Linked DNA regions of Mus musculus: region 1 is linked to region 2. A link is a loop called in an ENCODE intact Hi-C map of the cell type or tissue named here. Cell type or tissue: left cerebral cortex. All regions are shown on one strand. Links, peaks and the distances in the headings refer to the core of each region. The heading gives the core; the rest is flanking DNA.

Evidence for each region. A loop is a pair of places that touch in the nucleus more often than their neighbours do. Peaks named below come from ENCODE experiments on the same cell type or tissue, not always from the same donor. Only the 100,000 strongest peaks of a DNase experiment are listed, where the experiment ranks them.
Region 1: it touches region 2 in a loop (6-fold over the local background); 2 of 42 quality-filtered maps call a loop at or near these places.

Annotation. Positions count from the first base shown.
Region 1 is chr15:78,708,682-78,718,036 of GRCm38, reverse strand. All of the region lies in intron 1 of Elfn2 (leucine rich repeat and fibronectin type III, extracellular 2), which reads left to right. Among named protein-coding and RNA genes, the nearest start is that of Elfn2, 5.4 kb to the left of the region's middle. In left cerebral cortex, for the core only: a CTCF peak has its summit at 5,283; DNase peaks (open chromatin) are centred at 4,078, 5,106, 5,520 and 5,883; H3K4me3 peaks cover 2,500 bases; H3K27ac peaks cover 2,500 bases.
Region 2 is chr15:78,538,123-78,547,477 of GRCm38, reverse strand. Sstr3 (somatostatin receptor 3) reads left to right here and starts at 3,133. Exons shown (of 3, transcript NM_009218.3): 1 at 3,133-3,342; 2 at 3,529-3,675; 3 at 6,893-9,355. The coding sequence starts at 6,933. The coding sequence ends at 8,219. In left cerebral cortex, for the core only: no CTCF peak of the experiment used is centred there; DNase peaks (open chromatin) are centred at 4,356, 4,898, 5,118, 5,662 and 1 more place; H3K4me3 peaks cover 2,500 bases; H3K27ac peaks cover 2,500 bases.

The sequences.
Region 1 (9,355 bases), core at 3,801-6,300, 170 kb before region 2:
CCGGCCCGCTTTTCACTGAGTCGTGGCGGGTCAAGGAATTCATCTCACTGGTAAGGGGGGCTTCACAGGGTGGCTAGATCTCTAGCCCAGGGGGAAGGGACCGGCTTTCGACTTGCCCCCTATCTCTCAGGGGCACTGTGAATGTAGTAGGGGGACCAGAGTTAGGGTATGCTGGGACCCTTGCAAGGACTTGGATTTTTTTCCCCTCGGCAGGGCTGGTGTGGGACAGAAGCACCAGCATAAACGGACAGACTGCAGCTCTGACTGAGCCCCACCATTGCCTAGTGGTGTGTGTGTGTGTGTGTGTGTGTGTGTGTACTGCTACTGGCTAGGAGGGGGTAGAGGGTGGGTGTGTTGGCTGGTGGGGTGGTATATGCATGTGGAAAGGATGTGTATTGACTCAGGATAGACCCCCATTGCCACACAGACACACACACAATCTGTGGCTCAGCAGGGCTTCCTTGGAATATTTGGAGGGGAGAGAGCTTGTATGTGTCTGTGTGTCTGTATGTGCCTGTGTGCGTCTCTCTCTCTCTCTCTCTCTCTCTCTCTCTCTCTCCCTCTCTCTCTCTCTCTCTCTCTCTCTGAATCTGCGTACTTGGGGAGATTGTGTGGAGGAGGATAGAGGCTGCCAGGCCTCGGTGTGTCAGGCATGACCAAGGAGAATGAGCCGGGGACACTGCTCAGAATCTCAGCCAGATCTGGATACATGTGGTACTTAAGGGTACTTCCCAGGGCTCTGGACTCTTCTTACCCTGCAGCTGGCTCCTTGTTGAGAGATACAGGTGTTGAACTGGGGTGTGTGTGTGCGCCTGTGTGTGCTGAGTGCGCGTGCATGTGTGTGCGCGCGTGCTCCTGTGTCCGGCTGCGGATGTCACTGTCAGCAGGCCAGGCTGTGGGAGGAGAAGCTGGGGGAAGGGGCAGCTGCTCGGCAGTACCTGGAGGAATGTAGTAGAAGCTGCAGCCCTGGCTGTTGGCTTCGCTGACGGAGGAGGGGCATCTCAACACCCGGAGCTGCATCACGAGGGCTAGGCATGTTTGCCTCTGTGTGTGTGTGTGTGTGTGTGTGTGTGTGTGTGTGTGTGCTTGGCTCTAACTGTTTCTGTACCCTGTGGACACCTGTGGGACATGTTATGTCTAGATCAACAGTGGGCTTGCACATGCGTGTCAATGTTGTCTGGTATGTGGATGAACGCACATTGCTGCTGTCTTAGCTATCTGTGGACCCTCTTGTCATGCATGGTGGACAGGGGGACCTCTGGGCCACCAGCCTTCAGGCAGGAAAAGAAGAGTAAGACACCGGGAGAAAGAAGTGTGTGTGTGTGTGTGTGTGTGTGTGTGTGTGTGTGTGTGTGTGTGTGTGTGTGTGATGTCAGTGAGAACCTTGGGGTGTGACATCAGCTTCAGGCTATTGGTGACGTCACAGGGACAGCAATGTGAGGGCCACCCTTATGGGCCGGGGCATGTGATATCACTGTGCATGTGTGGGGTTGAGTGTGTTTATGCCCCTTGGGAGGAGGAAGAAGAGGAGCAGGGGATGGAGCAAGAGCAAGAGGTCTCTTGCAAGGGGTCCGCGTTTCCTGGTGGTCTGAGGAGGTGTGGTCGTTCATTTTTTAAGGAGGTTGCTCCCCAAGGATGCACCTCATCCTCTCACTCATGATATCCCCTGGCCTCTGAGTCTCTCCCGTCTGTGCTGGCAGCTCGAAGACCTTGGGCACATACCTTGTTTGCATACATTTATGTGGACGCCTGGGCACACTTCGAGGGAGCATGGCGCCTCAGATTCTAATCTCAATTTGCCGTTTTCTGAGTTTTGCGTTTTTGAGTTTTGCTACTTTCCTGCCTGGACCTTCATCTGTCACTTGTGGAGGAGGCTAGAAGTGAAGAATGGGGGTCCCAGGAACCACAGCGGGCCTTTTGGTGTCTGGCACCTGGGGTGGAGCTCAGTCTGTGCCAGATCTCTCTTTCTGTTCCTTAGAACACCCCTCCCCTCCAGCACCCCCTGCTGTTTTGGTTTGAGTCGAACTCTGCAAAGATGTTGCTTCCCTTCTTTTCTGGGGTCCTCGAAGTAGTCCTTTAGGTGGGTGGGCTGGCTGCTGTCACATCCCTCAGGGAAACTGAGGTCAATGCATTTTTCCCCCCTCCACAGTGTGGCTGCAAGGAAAACATCAGGTCACCAGGGAAAGGGACCGTATGTGACACACAGGGTGGGTTGAATCAGGTTGGCAGGTGGCTTCAAAGGTTACTGGCTGCCGCTCTCACAGATTTGTATGGAGATGGGCACACTCATCTGTCACAGATTCTCTTCAGGGGCTCTGAATCCTCATGCTCTCTCTTCAGGATGGCCCTCTTCTCATCCCATGGCTGTCAGGAGTGTTAGGGCCACCTCTGTTGCTCCCAGTTGTGTGTGACATAGGCTCTGTAGGTAGGAGGAGTTTGAGACTCCGTACCTCCTGTCAGACTGCTTGTGTGAGAACAGTCTATAGAAGGCTAACTCACACATCTGCCTCCAGCTGTCCCAGGCGATCCCTGATCAAATTAACCTCCTCCTGGCTCAGTGACTACCCAGGGCAGAGGTTCTGACACTGCGGCTGGGGATACTGTCTGTGGGCTCAGGATAGTAGAGTGCCCTTGCCTTCAGCTCAGCCCTGCACACAGCTGCTGGGGAGGCCCTCGGGAGGTCTTGAGGACTGCAGGGACACCTGGGCAAGCCACAGGAAGGGGTTGGCTTTGGAGAGCAGTGGCCAATACAGTTGCAACACTGAGAACATTAGGGAGAGGTCCCTTCAGCCCCTGCCTTAAGGCCTGGTTTGGGGTACAATCTATAACTTGTCTTTGGCTCTTGCTTAGTCCCACAGAATCCTTGCATAGTGAGAGCAATAGGAATACTTCATCCCACAGACAAGGCACAGAGAGGTTGTAGACCAGCCCAGGGCTGCACAGATGGGCAATTAGGACTGGAACTTCAAAGGCAGACTCTAAGACAAGCTCCATTCTTTTCTAAACTCCTTGCCAACTGGGCCTGGGTCCTTTTATCTTTGGGTGTCCTGTCTGTCACTAGGGTCCTCTCAAGGTGTGTGCCACTCATTTGTAAATGAGGAGAGGGACCTGGCCATATGGGGAACAGTAGGTGGGGGTGACTTGTGTGATGGTTGCAAGGATAGACCTGCAGGAGGAGACACTGGGGGAGCCCCCTGGTCTTGCTCCCCTGTCCTACTTTCTTTTCCTGAAGAAAGTTCTCTGATTCTGACCTTCCATGGTGCCTCCGATATTGTGTTTGTGGGTATTTGGCTGTGTGTGTGTGTGTGTGTGTGTGTTTGTGTGTGTACGCACGCATGTTAGCCCATACTTTCTGCTCTTTTCAGCCTGAACGTCTCATCTTCTGAATTGTGTGGGAGCCGGTTCGTTAAGTGAAGAGGGTCCAGGAGTTACAGTCTACCCACTGGGTTTGGGTTATGTCTTGCGCACAGAGAGGACAAGGCCCATCCTTCCTGTCACCCCCTCTCTTTAGAGGACTATGGGAAGCGACTCCCAAGAGCTGGTGATCTGTCTGCTCTGAGACAGCCCCAAGCCTCAGACTTGACTCAGTTTCCTGAGTAACATCTTTCCCCCACTACCGTCCTTCTGGGGTCTTGGACAGAGAGAGACTAGGACCTGCTTGCCTCTCTTCCCTGCCCTTCTCATGCCCTGGGCAGGCGGAGGGGTGTGTTTCACAGATCTGCTTGCTCGCTGAGCTGTTTCTGGTTTGTCTCTCCCAACTGCCTGCCAAACCCCATGGTCCTCAGCAACTGCTCATCAAACACATCTTCCATCTACCCGACGCTGGTTGATGCTGCTCCCGTTCACATGGTGCTCACAGATGTATGCTGTTCACCCAGGGAGAACAGCAGGCCCGGGGCTCAGACAAGTGCCTCTGGAGAGGAGTCCTAAACCTCTGGCACACAGTAGGGCTTTCGTGACAGCTGGTCTTCATTAGTGAGTGCTCTGACTAGGAAGGGCTGGTGCTGGAGGCTGGAGGCAGGTGCTGTGGAGCCCCAGGCTGGCTGGTGGAGGCTGGGCTGCCTTCTGTTCTGGGCAATCTAGAGCTCCCTTGAGCCGGCACCTGCTCTGTGCCAGAGAAGCATGAGAGAGTCTTTTCTTTTTTTCCTTGTTTAATTTTGGCTAGAGGATTTTGACTGCCAGCCTCTGAGGGTGGGAGTGGGAGCCCGACCAGGTGGAGAAAGCATGTGTGGGCCAGGGCCACGGAGGTAGGGAAGCACGGAGCGGATTTTTGAGAAGACAAGTCTAGACTTGTGGTTTGGGGGGTCGACCATACAGGCCGGGTTGAGAAAGCATGCACCGAGTATGCTGATCTCTAGTGTTTGCTAAAATGCAGGCTCTTAGGTCCTGCTTGACATGACTTTGGTTTCACAGGACCCTGAGAGGGTCTAGGGACCCCACTCTGATGCTTTCCTTAACAATCAACTCATTCATGTTTGCAGTGGGATGACAGTGTTGCGGGGATCTGGGGGGGGGGGACTGTTACATGTTCCTTCGGGTTTCTAGGACTCTTTCCAGGCTATGGGTAAGCAGCAAGGCCGTCCTGGTTCTCCCGAGGGGCCTGAACTCAGGGCAGAGCCCTGCCTCGGGTGATACAGGTGGATACAGACTGACAATCTTTAGCTTGCCCCGGCTGCTGTTCTGCACGGATTCTGTGAGCCCCTCACATAGTCCCTAGACGCCCTTTGGTGGCATCACTCTTGTGCAGATGATTAAGAGGATGCTGTCTGCCGTCCTGGATTTGAGGTAGCACAGCCAGTAAAGCCAGGCCTTGGAGGCAGAGCTGGAGAGGGACTGCCCCAGCACCTTGGACAGAGCATCAGCTCCTAGACCAAGCTGGGCCTGAGACTGCGCAAAGGGGTTCAGAGCCAGGAAGGCGTCCCAGAGGAGGTGTGTATCCGGTCGGCCCGAGCTGGTCCCGCGGGGCCCCGCCGCCTCAGTCTCATCGTGCGGCTGCGGGTCCCCGCCCGGCGTCGCCCGCCCCCGGCTCGGCCGCCGCTTTCCGCCTTACTTCCCTGTGCTTAGAATTTGCAGCCGCAGCCGCTGACGCTCTCGCAGCCAATTTCACGGGCTCTGGGCTCGGCTCGGTGCGCAGGATGAAGAGCCGCCGGCGGAGGCGGGTCCGGGTGGGGGTGGGGGTGAGGATAAGGATGGGGGTAGGAACGCAGCGAGGCCGGCGCGTTGGTGGGGCAGGAGCGTGCCCTGCTCAGACGGAGATCTAGCGTGCACCCCCTGGGGTATACTGCAGAGGGTGCAGGCATGATCCAGTGTCCTGGGGTAGTGTGGCAGGTGTGCATTGGTCCCCATGCCTGGGAGGGGTTCCCTGTGTGGGCAGGCTTGGGGACATGTATGTGTTGGCGTGTGAAACTCTGTAGGGTGTCCTGTGCACGGGGGCGTGTTTGTCTGGGTGCCTTTGGCAAGTCTGAATGTGTGAGCAGCCCGCAGTAGGGGGCTAGTGTGTGTCTGTGGGTGTGCTGATGTGTGTCTCTGCAGAGTCCCCAGGCGTGTTGACACAGCTGTGGGGCTGTGTGTTGGGACGTATGCCTATGTAGGGGCTCTCCCCCTGTCCAGGCTCTGTGGGCGTGTTGGTTCTGTCTGGGTGCACCGTGTGGGTGTGTGTCTAGAGTGTGCCGCATGGGAGGGTTGCAGCCCTCGCTGGCCAAGGGTCTCAGTGGGCCTCCGCTAGGGTTGAGAGTCATTCTCTCAGTTTCCACCCTTGTTCACCCTTTCTGCCTCTGTGTGGGGATGAGGGAACCCAGGCAGGCAGGGCTTCAGTGTTTATGTTCTGAGTGCGAAGGCTGCCAGTTCTGGGTAGGTCTACATATGTTTGTGAATGGCACTGGTGAGGGGGTGAGGTGTGAGCCCCTGCCTGCGTGGGAGGTCTGGGAGTGCCATCTGGGCTGATGGAGGATGTGGGAGCAGACAGGCAACGGGGGCCCTGTGAGTGTGCACAACACGTGTGTATACATTCGGAGGCAGAGCTTGGACCCCGCTATCCCTGTCCCCATTGTGCCTGTGCAGGTAGAGAGCAGACAGGTGTAAGTAAGCCCATGGTGGGAGACTGACAGGGCAGGGCAGGACTGGGCAAGGGGTGTGTGTCTGTCATGTGGAATTCTGAATGAGAGGGGGCTCACAGGGTCAGGGCTCATCCTTCCTGGCTGTGGACAGGGTGTGGCTCCAGTTGATGAGAGGGACTGGGCGTTGCTGGTGATTTGGAGGACCGGCAGGAGGGTGGCACAGGTGGGCACTCAGGTGAGGTGAACGCTATATGTGTGGGTCCTGAGCATTACTGTGGGTGTGTAACTGTGTGGCAGTGCCTGTGAGTGAGGGGACTTGGGAGAGTCAGGGACCCTGTGGCTGAGCTGGAGTCCCTCTGTTCCCAGAAGATCTACCCATCTATTGATCAACGTTGATCATCCATTAATCACTTCTGCCCTCTGACTTCAAAGATGTCTGATGGCCCCTGGCCTCCCGCTCTGCCCCTAAACTCTATGCTATACCTTGGAGAGTTCCCAGTCTGCCTATCTGTCCTGAGGCCCTAACCCTCCCGGGCTCCTCCCCCACTGGCAGGCTCTCTTCTGTCTCTCACCAGTTTGCCATATTGCTCCATCCTTCACCCCACTTATCCCTACTCCTTCTTTCCCGTCTTCCTCTCTATCTCTCACAGTATCTCTGTGCCTCTTCATCTCTCTCCCCACCTCTCTATCTTGGTCTCTCTCCATCTCCTCCCACACTTCTCTGCCTCCATCTCTCCGGCTATCTCTCTCTCTCCATCTATCTCTCCTTTCATCTCTCTGACTTCTCTTCATCTCAGTCCATCTCTTTCCATCTCCCTCCATCTCTCTTTCTCCTGTCTTCATCCTCTTCAGTCTCTCTCCATCTCTCCCCTCATCTTTCTGTCTCTCTCTCCATATCTCTTTATCTCGGTCTCTCCCCCCAGACCTCCCCACAAGGCCCCTGCCATCTCCCAGCTGCCACGGCCCTCCAGCTCTGTCTCTAGATCTGCCTCCATCTCTCTCCCTTTCCCTCCACCCCTCCCTTCCCTCAGCCTCTTCTCTCTCACACTGATATCATTTGTGGTATATGCTGTTGCCATGGGAAACCTAAGAAAGAAGTGAGTGTACCCTTCAAGACTTCAGCATTTTCCCTCCTCCCTCCTCCTGCTGCCCCCTCCCTCTCTTCCTCTCCTCCCTCCCTCTCTCCCCCTTGCCTCCTGGCAGAGCGGAGGACTGAGGAGGACTGCTGTGCTGGGCCAGGACCCAAGACCTTATTGCCACCGCTGCTTCCGGGGCTGCCTAAGCCCTTCTTTGAGACCGGGGTCAGGGACAGAGCCTCACTGGCTTCAGGGGCCCCCTTTGCCGGCAGACATCTGGTAAGGACAGGGTCCTTATGACTGTGAGTGTGTGGCTGTGTGTGAGCACAGCTCACATGACCTGGCCTTGCAAACCCGTGATCTAACCCAGCTTCAGCCTGCCGTGGGTCCCTTCCCCAGACCCTGCCCCCAGCCATGGGCACCCTAACTTGGCCTCTTCCTGGCTCCCTCTCCCCAAGGCCTCAGAGGCTGTTGTCAAAGTGGCAGGCTATTGGGGGCTGGGACAGTCTTCACAGAGGGTGAGCAGAAACCCCCCACTTCCAACCCCTGGTAGCTTAGAGGCCGACTACTGCTGGCCTGTGCAGAGGATACCTGTATCTGCTGGGAGTCTGGTCAACCTCTGGGAAAGCCTCTTTTCTCTCCAGTGGGAGCTTTTCACTAGAGTGCAGGCTGAGGAAGGGTCAAGGTGAGAGGCGAGATGCTGGTTATGCATGAGTGTGGGGTCTGATCCTCTCATTGAATTCTAGAGGTGGCAGGGAGAACAGTGTGACACTCTAGGAGGCCGCAGGCAGGCAGGCAGGCAGGCGGCACCAGTCCAGCCTAACTGTGCTTGGTGGCTGCCCTGGAGAGGAGAGGGCTGTCAATGTCAGCAAGGCTGTGTTGGTGGTGGCCACGTGGAGGGAGCTGTTGTCCAGGCAAGTGGGGCGGGCGCTGAGTGACGGCAGTTGCTGTGGCATTGTGGTCTCCATGGAGAGAGGAGGAGACAGGGAGGAGGCTGGCTCACTGGGCTGTGTTGGTGGTTGCTAAGCAGAGAAAGATGCTGTCTCTAAGGTGTGGTGGTCTCCACGTGGAGGGCTGAGGCACACTGAGGTGTGCAGGTCTCAGAAGGGGCTTCTGTGGGGGAGAAAGTGTGGTGGAGGAGTAGCAAAGAGGGGGAAGTGCTCTTCCATGGGTGGGCCTGGGTGTCTGGGGGGGGGAGTACTCTTCCATGGGTGGGCCTGGGTGTCTGGGGGGGGAGTACTCTTCCATGGGTGGGCCTGGGTGTTTGGGGGGGAAGTGCTCTTCCATGGGTGGGCCTGGGTGTTTGGGGGGGAAGTGCTCTTCCATGAGTGGGCCTAGGTGTTTGGGGGGGGAGTCCTTTTCCATGGGTGGGCCTGGGTGTCTGGGGGGGGGAGTACTCTTCCATGGGGTGGGCCTGGGTGTTTGGGGGGGGAGTGCTCTTCCATGGGTGGGCCTGGGTGTTTGGGGGGGAGTACTCTTCCATGGATGGGCCTGAGCTTCCTATCCCTCTGTCCTTTCAAAGTTTCCGTTTGTTCTCTGAGGGGACGGTGCCTTTCCTGGACCTCTCATAGTCCCTCTTTCCTCAGAGCCTTTGATCATCCAAATCCCCACCTGGACACACGTTTCTGTCTTGCTCCTGTATGTGTTGCAGACCTGCCATCCCAGGTGCTGAGTTGTGGGGAATGTGACAATGATTTCTGCCTTTGAGGTCCCAGTTTTACAAGTTCATTATGAGAGGTCCCTAAGGGGCTGAGGAACCTGGGGGTCATACACCCAGCTTTCAGGCCCTCTTCCTTCCCCAGAGGACCTGTCTCTGCCTCTCCCACTGCCCAGGAATTCCCTGGAAGCAACATTTCCTTGAAATAATAACAGGAAGGAGCTGCGGAGAATGCTGGACTCGTGGGTCTGACCCACATGCTGTGACCCTGTACTTTGGTTTTCCCCTCTGTACAAAGGTGGGGGGGGGCATCTGTGAAAGAGACGCCTGTCTCACAGGATGGCTGTGTGGGGGACATGCATGGGCACCAAGCACACCCAGCATGTTTCTGGGTCATAGCTGACTCACAGCAGGTGACACCGTTACTGTCCTCCTAAAGGTGACTTCAATGTGATTTTCTGCTATTTATGGAAGCCCAGTGGTCTTGTCCACAGAGATCTGCCTTCGTGTGTCCCTGTCCCTAGTTCTCTAGGAATGGGAGCAGGGTCCATTGGGGACAAGTAGCA
Region 2 (9,355 bases), core at 3,346-5,845:
CTGGCCCCATGGTGATACTCCTGGCTTCCAGTTGTGTCTGGGCTCCTGAAAAACTATTTGTCTCATGGCACCATTGCTGGCCATGGGAGCCCTCTATTGTGAGGGTGGAGACACCATCATGGTTTTGCCAAGGCCAAGATCACATGGGAAAGCCAGCCAAGTAGCCTTTGCAGGACCCCAGCAGATCTGACAGCCCTGGGGGCCAGGCCCAGCCGGAAGTCAGGGATTTGGGATTTTGAGCCACAGGCTTCTAGACCCTCAGATTTCCAGGGCAGGGCCATCTCGATGGGGTCCCTCTGGATCTGCATTGTCCCTTGCTCCCAGAACTCTAGGTGTGGACCTATACCTTCCCCTCTCTGTTCTGGATTACCAGAGAAAGGGCTCAACAGGAGCTTTGGGTCACTTTTGCTGGCAGAATTGGTCCAATACAATAATACACCTTCCACTCACTCGCTAACTTCTAGCATGCCCTCAGGAACCAGGTGTCCCTTCTTGTCCCTCTGCTACTCCTGATTCATCAGGCCATCACCCACGAACTCCATGAGTTCAGTCATCTCTCATCCATCCATCCATTTGCCCATTTATCCATCATCCATCCATCATCCATCCATCCATCCATCCATCCATCCATCCATTTGCCCATTTATCCATCATCCATCCATCCATCCATCCACCCATCCATCCATCCATCCTTCCATCCATCCATCCATCCATCCATCCATCCATCCATCCATCCATCCATCCATTCACCCATCCATCCATCCATCCATCCATCCATCTGTCCATCCATCCATCCATCTACCTATCCATCAATCCATCTGCCTATCTGTCCATCCATCCATCCATCCATCCATCCATCCATCCATCCATCCATCCATCTGGCCGTCCATGCATCTATCCATTTATCCATCTACCCATCCATCCATTCATCTATCTATCGATTCATCTGTCTATCCATTTGTCTGACCATCCATCCATCCAACCATCCATGTGTCCACCCTTTTATGCACCCATTTATCCATATTCCATCCTTTTTCATTTGTAATGGGGTCGAATGCCTACTATGTGCTAGGCTGGTGCCAACCCAGGGCCTCCTTGGGAACCATGTCTAGAGCTTGACCTTGGGGGACTGACAGTCTAATACAGAAAATCCATGCCCAGCTTCAGATGAGTCACCAGGAAGTAAATCACAGCTGCGAGGACAGACTCTGGACATCTGAGGGTGAGACTCCCTGTCCTGGGGTCAACCAGATAATCGTTTGCCCCCCACATGGGGATGGTGTAAAATCAGTATTCTAGCTGCAGGTAAAGCCTGTGCGAAGACCCTGAGGCTCCTGCCTGGCCTCCTGCTCCTGTCCTTGCCCTGGGTGTGACTCCTGCAGCAGTGAAAGAACCTTGAAAACCTAAATTAAGGTCCAGACCCCTGCCCCATTCTCAGGAGCTCCCTGCTCACCCAGATTGAGAGGACCAGATCCCAAGATGACCATAAGTACCCCGAGGCTTAGTTGTGATTGCCCTACCTAGATCCTTGCTTGATGAGAAGCCAGCTCCTCACCCAGCCTCATGGTTACCAGCTCCATCCCTGTACCCAATTCCTTTTTGTCCCAGCTAAGGTTGGACTCTCTTTAGTGATATGGTGTGGATTGTCTGCCCGGGGTAAACTCCATTCCTTTTATCCCTAGAACCTGGACCCAGGCTGGAGGCAATGGTGTCAGAGAATGAATGGACAAATGAATGAATGAATGAGTGAGTGAGTGAATGAATGAATGAAATTGATAAGCTCAGAGCTTAGAGAGCCAAAGGGAATCTGTGGGTAGGGGGCAACAGGGATAGTGGACAGCAGGTGACTGGGAAGCATCACGCAGGGCTGAGAGCAGAGAAACACAGCACCAAGAAGTCCCCCCCCCACCACCACCTTGGACCCTTAGGGCTGCTCAGAGCTCATGTCTGTTTTAGACCAACAGCAGCCACAGATGGCCACAGTTTACTACTTAGTCTGTGCAGTTTACAAGCCAAGAAAGAATGGCTTATATAGGTAGGCACCTGTGAGGAATCTGATGCTGGGGACCACCACCTTCATGCACCAATGAAGCAACATATTCCCCCTCCCAGGGAGCGCATCAGCTGATGTGTTATGAACAATTGTCTTCAAGGGCAGTTGTTATTATTCAAAGTGTATCAGTTAAGAGTGAGAATTTGTTTCCTCGGTGTATACCTTTGACTTTCGGCTCTCAAAGCCTAAAATACTTACTTTCTAAACCATCTCTCTGCTCCTCTGTCCAGATCCAACTGACCCCAGCATCACAGTCTCCTGGACCCGTCCTGCTGCTCCTAGAATCCTCCACAAGGGATATGTGGGCTCGGAGCCCACATCTCGGAGCCCACCCTGCCCTCTCCTCCTCATTCCGCTGAGCAGCCCCCTCCCTTATGGGTAACTACGTCCCAGGGATCTGGTGCTGTCCTGCCTCTGGCAGGCAGCTCCCTCTCTCTGCTGCTCCCCTCTTTTTTTCCAAGTCCCCGCAGGAGCCAAGGCCAGCGTGGGTGGCTGAAATCTCCCCGGTAACGAGATCTGCCTCTCCCTCTCCCGGCCTGGCCTCCGCCCCTAACCTGCGGCCCCTCAGTCTGGCACCTGCTGTCCGGTGCTCAGTTCCTCTTCCCGGCCCCTCCCGCACCCTCCTGCTCCCCCCACCCCCCGCGTCTGCTGGCTCTCTATGTCACCATCTGTGGCACAATCCTTCTCTGTCACTGTCCCCACCACCCCCTCTTTCTCCTTCCTCCTGCCTCCCTCTGTCCCTGCCTTTTTCTGCATCTCTCCCTGCTCCTCAGTCCATCTATTCTCGCCTCTCCTCTTCGCTCCTCTGTCCCTGCTCCTTGCTAGGCATCTCTCCTTACTCCCCCTCATTCTGCCTTTCCACCCACACACTGTCTCCTCTCCCTCTCCTTTCTCTCTCTCCACCTCCGACCCTCCCCCTCCTTTCCTTATTTTCCTCTGGCTTCTTATGTCCCCTGCTATCTCACATTTCTGTCATCTTGAGAAGTGTCTCTTGCCACCCCCAACTGGGTGCCATCCGAAGACCCCCCATCCCGTGTCCGGCACCCTCCACGTGTCCTGGAGATGGGGGGTGACGTACCAGGTGCGGGTGACAAGTCAGGGCCGAGGACCAGATGGGAGAGGCGACGTGGGCTGACGTGGCCCCCAAGGACCTAGGAAGGGTCCACGCCCACGAACGCTGGACGAGTGTGCACCGTGTGGCACCCCAGCTGGCTGTGCTCTGGTGGTACCTGGCTGCAGAATGCTAACCAGCCTGGCAACTACAAAGGGAGTTCTTGCCCAGTGGGCAGGTAAGAGAGCTGAGGTCATGGGAACTTGGAGGGTGGGATACCTGGGAATCTCTAACCAGATTGAATTTGGGGCTAAGTCTGGGGCTGGCAAAGGGTAGGGAGTTCCAGAAAGCAATGAGGCTTCTGGTGTGTGGGCTGGAAGGCAGGAAGGACTATTAATCTCAGCATCTTGTGCCATCATTCCAGAGTCTTGGAGCCTCTGTGCAGCAGCATGTCAGAACTGGACCAAACCAGACGCAAGCTACCATCTGGCCTCCCGGGCCTCGAGCATCCCTTGAAGCTGGCAGTGGTGCCTCTGAAGAGCCCCCTCCACCTCTGCAGCAACCCTGTAAGGTAGGAATGAACGTCTCCATTAAAGTAGGAGGAGTCTAGTCTGGAACCAGAGAGAAGTGACTTGTCCAAGGTCACACAGCATAGCATCAGCAGAGGCTAAGTTCTCAGCTCAGGGCTTGAGGGGGTGGCTCTGAGGGTCAGGCTCCGGGCCTATGGCTCATGTCAGTCACTGCTGGCTAATAAAATCCCAGCCCCTTGCCGGGAGGGGGCGGGGAAGGTCCAGGGGTGCAGAGCACAGGTGCGTTGCAGAGCCAGCCAGGGGTCCTCAGTTTACATTGTCCCTGGATGTCCTGACTCTTGACAACTCCAACCAGAGGCCTTTAAGGAAGCCAGCATGGTCCAGGAGACAGACAGGATTTCTCACTCACCGGGTGGGTGACCCTGTAGAAGTCACTTAACTTCTCTGAGCTTCAACTTTCCTTCCTCATCACCTGCCCCAGCCTTGCTCCTTTGACTTCTCCCTGCTTAGCTTGCTTGTTTCCATTAGTACTTACTAAGTTCATGGTGCTAGGCTAGGTGCTGAAGGAAAGCACTTCGGAAAGGGTAGGTGCTGAGTGAGAGGAGTACCTGGCATGACCGAGGGGCCATCCTTAATTGCTGTGGTGCTTGGGAGTACTCACTCACCCTCTCTGTGTGTCTCTCCCCTCCTGAACAGTTCTGAGGAGATTCCACCCCCAGTTTTCAGGCAAGCTCATGCCAAAGATAAACCAGACAGGGAGGCAAAGTCCCTCCCTCCCTCCCAAGGAGGAATTAGATCAGGCATAGGATCGCAGAACCTTAAAGAAAAGACGGCATCGAAATTGCAGGTCTGTTTCCCCCCTCAGTGACAAGCTGTGATTTCTCTGTTCTGGCACCTGCCTGGCCCATCAACTTTGACTGCAAGGAGGGTGTCTTGGAGGGGAGCCAGGGTACCAGGAGGGATGTTCCACCTCCGAGTCTGAGGAGGGTCTGGCTGGGTAGCTGTGTTCCTGTGAGTGTGTGTGCATGCATGTGTGTGTACGTGTGTGTGTGTGTGTGTGTGTGTGTGTGTGTGTTTGTGTGTGTGTGTACATGCTTTTGCAGGCTATGAATGTGCTTATGTGAGCCTGGAGGGGCCATCCTTGGAGCACACTCTGGGCTTCCCTGAGGGCATCTGTGTCTCAAGCCAGGAAATGAGGTTTGCCTGGCTCTCCACTCTCCCTTCTCCTGCCATCCTGGGCACCTGTGATTGGCCACCCCATGGGAAAGCTATAAAGAGGCACTGTGTAAAGCAAGTGGGTTGAGTGGCCAGGTGACGTAGGGGTGCCCCACCCCCACCCCGGGAGCAGAACCGTAAGGTCCTAGATCCCAAAGTTCCTCACCTAGGATGGTTTGACTCCAGCTGTCTGGAGTTGGAGTATTCCCTGATTCAAGTTATGGGGCTTGAAAACCCTGAGACTCTGAGATTCATGGCTTTGTTCCAGGAATTTAAATGCTCATCTCTAGGCTCCTGTGGGGCTGAGGCTTTGGGCCCATGGTCCAGAGTTCAAGAGCACAAGCAGCCAGACAAATTCTGCTTAAGCCAGCAGGGTAGTGAAACCATCACAATACTGAGTCAGGGACCTGCACTAGCCTGGCCTCAGTTTGGCAGTCTGTAAACTAGGATGATTGGTCACAGGTCCTCCTATAAGTGCTTCTTCCTGTCTATGTCCCAGATTGTGATACTCCTCTTAGTTCCTGGACAGTTGGTGAGGACAACAGGAAAGCCACACACTGTAGGCACAGGGGTTGTGTCAGTTCTGAGACACCAGCTTTTCCTGAAGTCTTCTGGGGTCAGGGTTCAACAAGAAGCTGCCAGCTCTGTGAGGACACTACAGAATCCCACAGCCCACTGGCCAGATTCGCTAGACCCAGCTCAAGAGAGCTGAGGGGGCAGTGGGCTGAGGAACACATTCTGGAGCTCACAGAGCCAGGAGCTTGGAGGCTGCCAGAAACCTGGGCAACCTGGAGTGTATCAGGGAGACACCTTGGCACTCAGCCAAGGGTCTGTTGCCACTCTTGGCATCGCCAGCCTGTCGCCAGCCTGGTGCTCAGAACTGTCACATATGCTCCTCCTCAGGAGCATGCTGGGAGCTAGGTGCTTCCCCTTCCCAGGAGCCTCCTACATCCAGAGGCTCTGTAGGAAACCTAAAGCACTCTCAGCTTCTAGTGGAGGGGTCCAGACCCAGAGTGAGTTAAATACAGGAGTGAGAAGGGCAGTTTCTTAGCCTGGAGACTTCCCCTTCAGCCCACTCTGCAGCGGATCCAGGATCCAAGGGCACCAACCAGTGGGGTGGGAAGAGGGGTTTATTGGCTGGGGAAGAGATGGGGCAGAGGGTCAGGCCCATGGGAGGGACTGCTCTTAGCCTTGTACCTGGATGTTCTAGGAGCAGTAACCTGCTGAGGAGGAGGCCAGAGGGCTTCCATTTCCCAGGTCCCCAGGGTGCAGCCTACATCTTCACAAGTCTGCCCACTCTGGGTCCTTCTGACTCATTTGATGCCTCACTCATTGGTGAACGATGTGATTGAGTGAGAGAGAGAGGTGGGAGTAGTGGCAACGGTCCAGTGTTGGCAGATCTGCGGTGATTCAGGAGATTTTGAGTCCAGCAGGGGAGCCCAGAAGGGTCCCCTAGGCCCAGGCACACAGGACCTCACCAAGTGCCAGAAAATGGCTGCTCCTGCTGCATCCTCCTGCTGCATCCAGTGTTCAGCTGCAGGGCCCTGCATGCAGCCCTGCACCTGGGAGATGTGGCTTCAGATGCAGATTTCTCATCACCAGTCTGTCCCGGAGGAGGAGGAGTGGTCCAGGCACCCACTCACATTCACACTCACCCCTTCAGGTAGGGCTGTAGGTAGGGGACCCCATGGGATGGCCAGAGTTTGGGAGATGTCAAGGGCTCTGACTCCCAGGAGAGGAGATGCCAACAACTCACTGCCATTCTGTTTGGAATTGGAAGTCTGAGGGAAGTTCTGGGCTCTGCTAGAAAAGACACAACTATATCAACTTTTCCCTGGAGTTTGGGTGTGTGTGTGTTGAGGGTCTCACCCGAGAACTAAGAATAGCACCCCTCACCTTCCTGGGCTGTGCAGAGAACACAAGATGCTCATCGGGCTCTGAGTTGGCACATAGTAGGTCTCTAAGTTCAAAGTGGCAGTGGTGTCCAGTGTAGCACAGAGAAAGCATCTCTGTCACAACTAAACTCTGTTCTTCCTTCTGTAGGTTAGGGCTGGTTGGCTGCTGACTGATCCTCATCTCAGCCATGGCCACTGTTACCTATCCTTCATCTGAGCCTACGACCTTGGACCCTGGGAACGCATCCTCGACCTGGCCCCTGGATACCACCCTGGGGAACACATCCGCTGGCGCTAGCCTGACAGGCCTGGCTGTCAGTGGCATCTTGATCTCTCTGGTGTACCTGGTGGTGTGCGTGGTGGGTTTGCTGGGCAACTCGCTGGTGATCTACGTGGTCCTGCGGCACACGTCCAGCCCATCAGTGACCAGTGTCTATATCCTCAACCTGGCTCTGGCTGATGAGCTCTTCATGCTAGGGCTACCCTTCCTGGCTGCTCAGAACGCCCTGTCCTACTGGCCCTTCGGATCTCTCATGTGCCGTCTGGTCATGGCCGTGGATGGCATCAACCAGTTCACCAGCATCTTCTGCCTCACCGTCATGAGTGTGGACCGCTATCTGGCTGTGGTGCACCCCACACGCTCAGCCCGCTGGCGCACGGCACCAGTGGCTCGCACGGTCAGTGCAGCTGTCTGGGTGGCCTCGGCTGTGGTGGTGCTGCCTGTGGTTGTGTTCTCAGGAGTGCCCCGGGGCATGAGCACGTGCCACATGCAGTGGCCAGAGCCAGCGGCTGCCTGGCGAACAGCCTTCATCATCTACACGGCCGCACTGGGCTTCTTTGGGCCCCTGCTGGTCATCTGCTTGTGCTACTTGCTCATTGTGGTAAAGGTGCGGTCGACCACCCGGCGGGTGCGGGCGCCCTCGTGTCAGTGGGTACAGGCACCCGCATGCCAGCGGCGACGCCGCTCTGAGCGCAGGGTCACACGCATGGTGGTGGCCGTGGTGGCACTCTTCGTCCTCTGCTGGATGCCTTTCTATCTGCTCAACATCGTCAATGTGGTGTGCCCGCTGCCGGAGGAGCCCGCCTTCTTCGGCCTCTACTTCCTGGTGGTGGCGCTGCCCTACGCCAACAGCTGCGCAAACCCCATCCTCTACGGCTTCCTCTCCTACCGCTTCAAGCAGGGCTTTCGCAGGATCCTGCTAAGACCATCACGTCGCATTCGGAGCCAGGAGCCAGGGTCGGGACCTCCAGAGAAGACTGAAGAGGAGGAGGATGAAGAAGAAGAAGAGAGAAGGGAAGAGGAGGAGCGGAGGATGCAGAGAGGGCAGGAGATGAACGGGAGGCTCAGTCAGATCGCACAGGCTGGCACTAGTGGACAACAGCCACGGCCCTGCACAGGGACTGCTAAGGAGCAGCAGCTTCTGCCCCAGGAGGCCACAGCTGGGGACAAGGCCAGCACACTGAGCCATCTGTAAGGACCTTCAAAGAACCAGCGTGGTTCAGAAAAGAGCAGAAGCTGGGCTTGACCTCGGGGCTCGAACACCCACATGCAGTGATCTGAGCAGCAGCGAGAATGACCTTATGTACATGGCTGTCCTGGTCCTCTCTGGACCGCTGTGGTACCAGGGTCCAGTGATGGAATGTTTATAGGCTTGAACTCTGTGCCACTGTGCCAGGACTTGCTGTGTGTCCTTTGGCCGGTCATTTACCCTTTCTGGGCCTTGTTTTCTTCTTTTGACTCAGGGATGGGTAAACTGAGCCTGGATGGGCCCTGTCAGAAGAGGGGTCTGGAATCCTTACCAGGATCACTCTCCTTTCAGATCAGGGCCCAAGTTAAGAGAATTTGGGCCATCTGGCCAAGAAACAAGATATCTTGGTGATCAGTCTGTGTCTTGGCCCTCAAGGAGATATACCAGGACTTGGGAAATCAGAGATGCGGGTGAGCCAGGGGCTTACTTGGCTGAAACCTAAAGGAAGTGTTAGTTGGCGCTGTGGGATGCCACAGCTTAGGACCCAGGTGAGCCCTCCCCATGCTGCTGTGTGGTCTCGGCCAATCTGTTCATGCCCAGGCCTCCTACCTCTTCTGCAGGACAGTCCAGTGTCCTACAGACCCTCACCCCAGCCTCTGAGCACTGGGCCTTCTATGCTCCTGGACATGAGGGGAAGAATTTTCCAGAAGGCAAATGAAACCAAGTTTCAGGGGTTCTTACTGCTTGGGCCCCTCTGGGGCCTACAGCTGACTCGTCTTCTAATTTTGTATTCCTTCTCTGGTGGTGGTGATGGGGTTGAGGGGACTGCACACCACACAGGCTCAGGCCACCGGAGATCTGACTCACCCTATTAAGGCTATTCAGGTCAGCTACCTGGTCCCCAGGGCAGACACCATGCAGCAGCCTGAGGCAAGAAGAGGGAGAAAGAAGGAGAGGGAGATGAGGTAGTAGGAAGAGGGTGGGGGATGGGAGAGGAGGGAGGAGAGAACAGAACTTGGTGGTGATCCTGAGCCAACCTCCTGCTCCCCTTAGGCTAAGCTCAGTTGCAGTGTTGATGGCTTCAGGCAGAATCTGAAGAAGACACGTGGCCAGGATCCCCTGGAGGGTGCATGGGGCTGGTG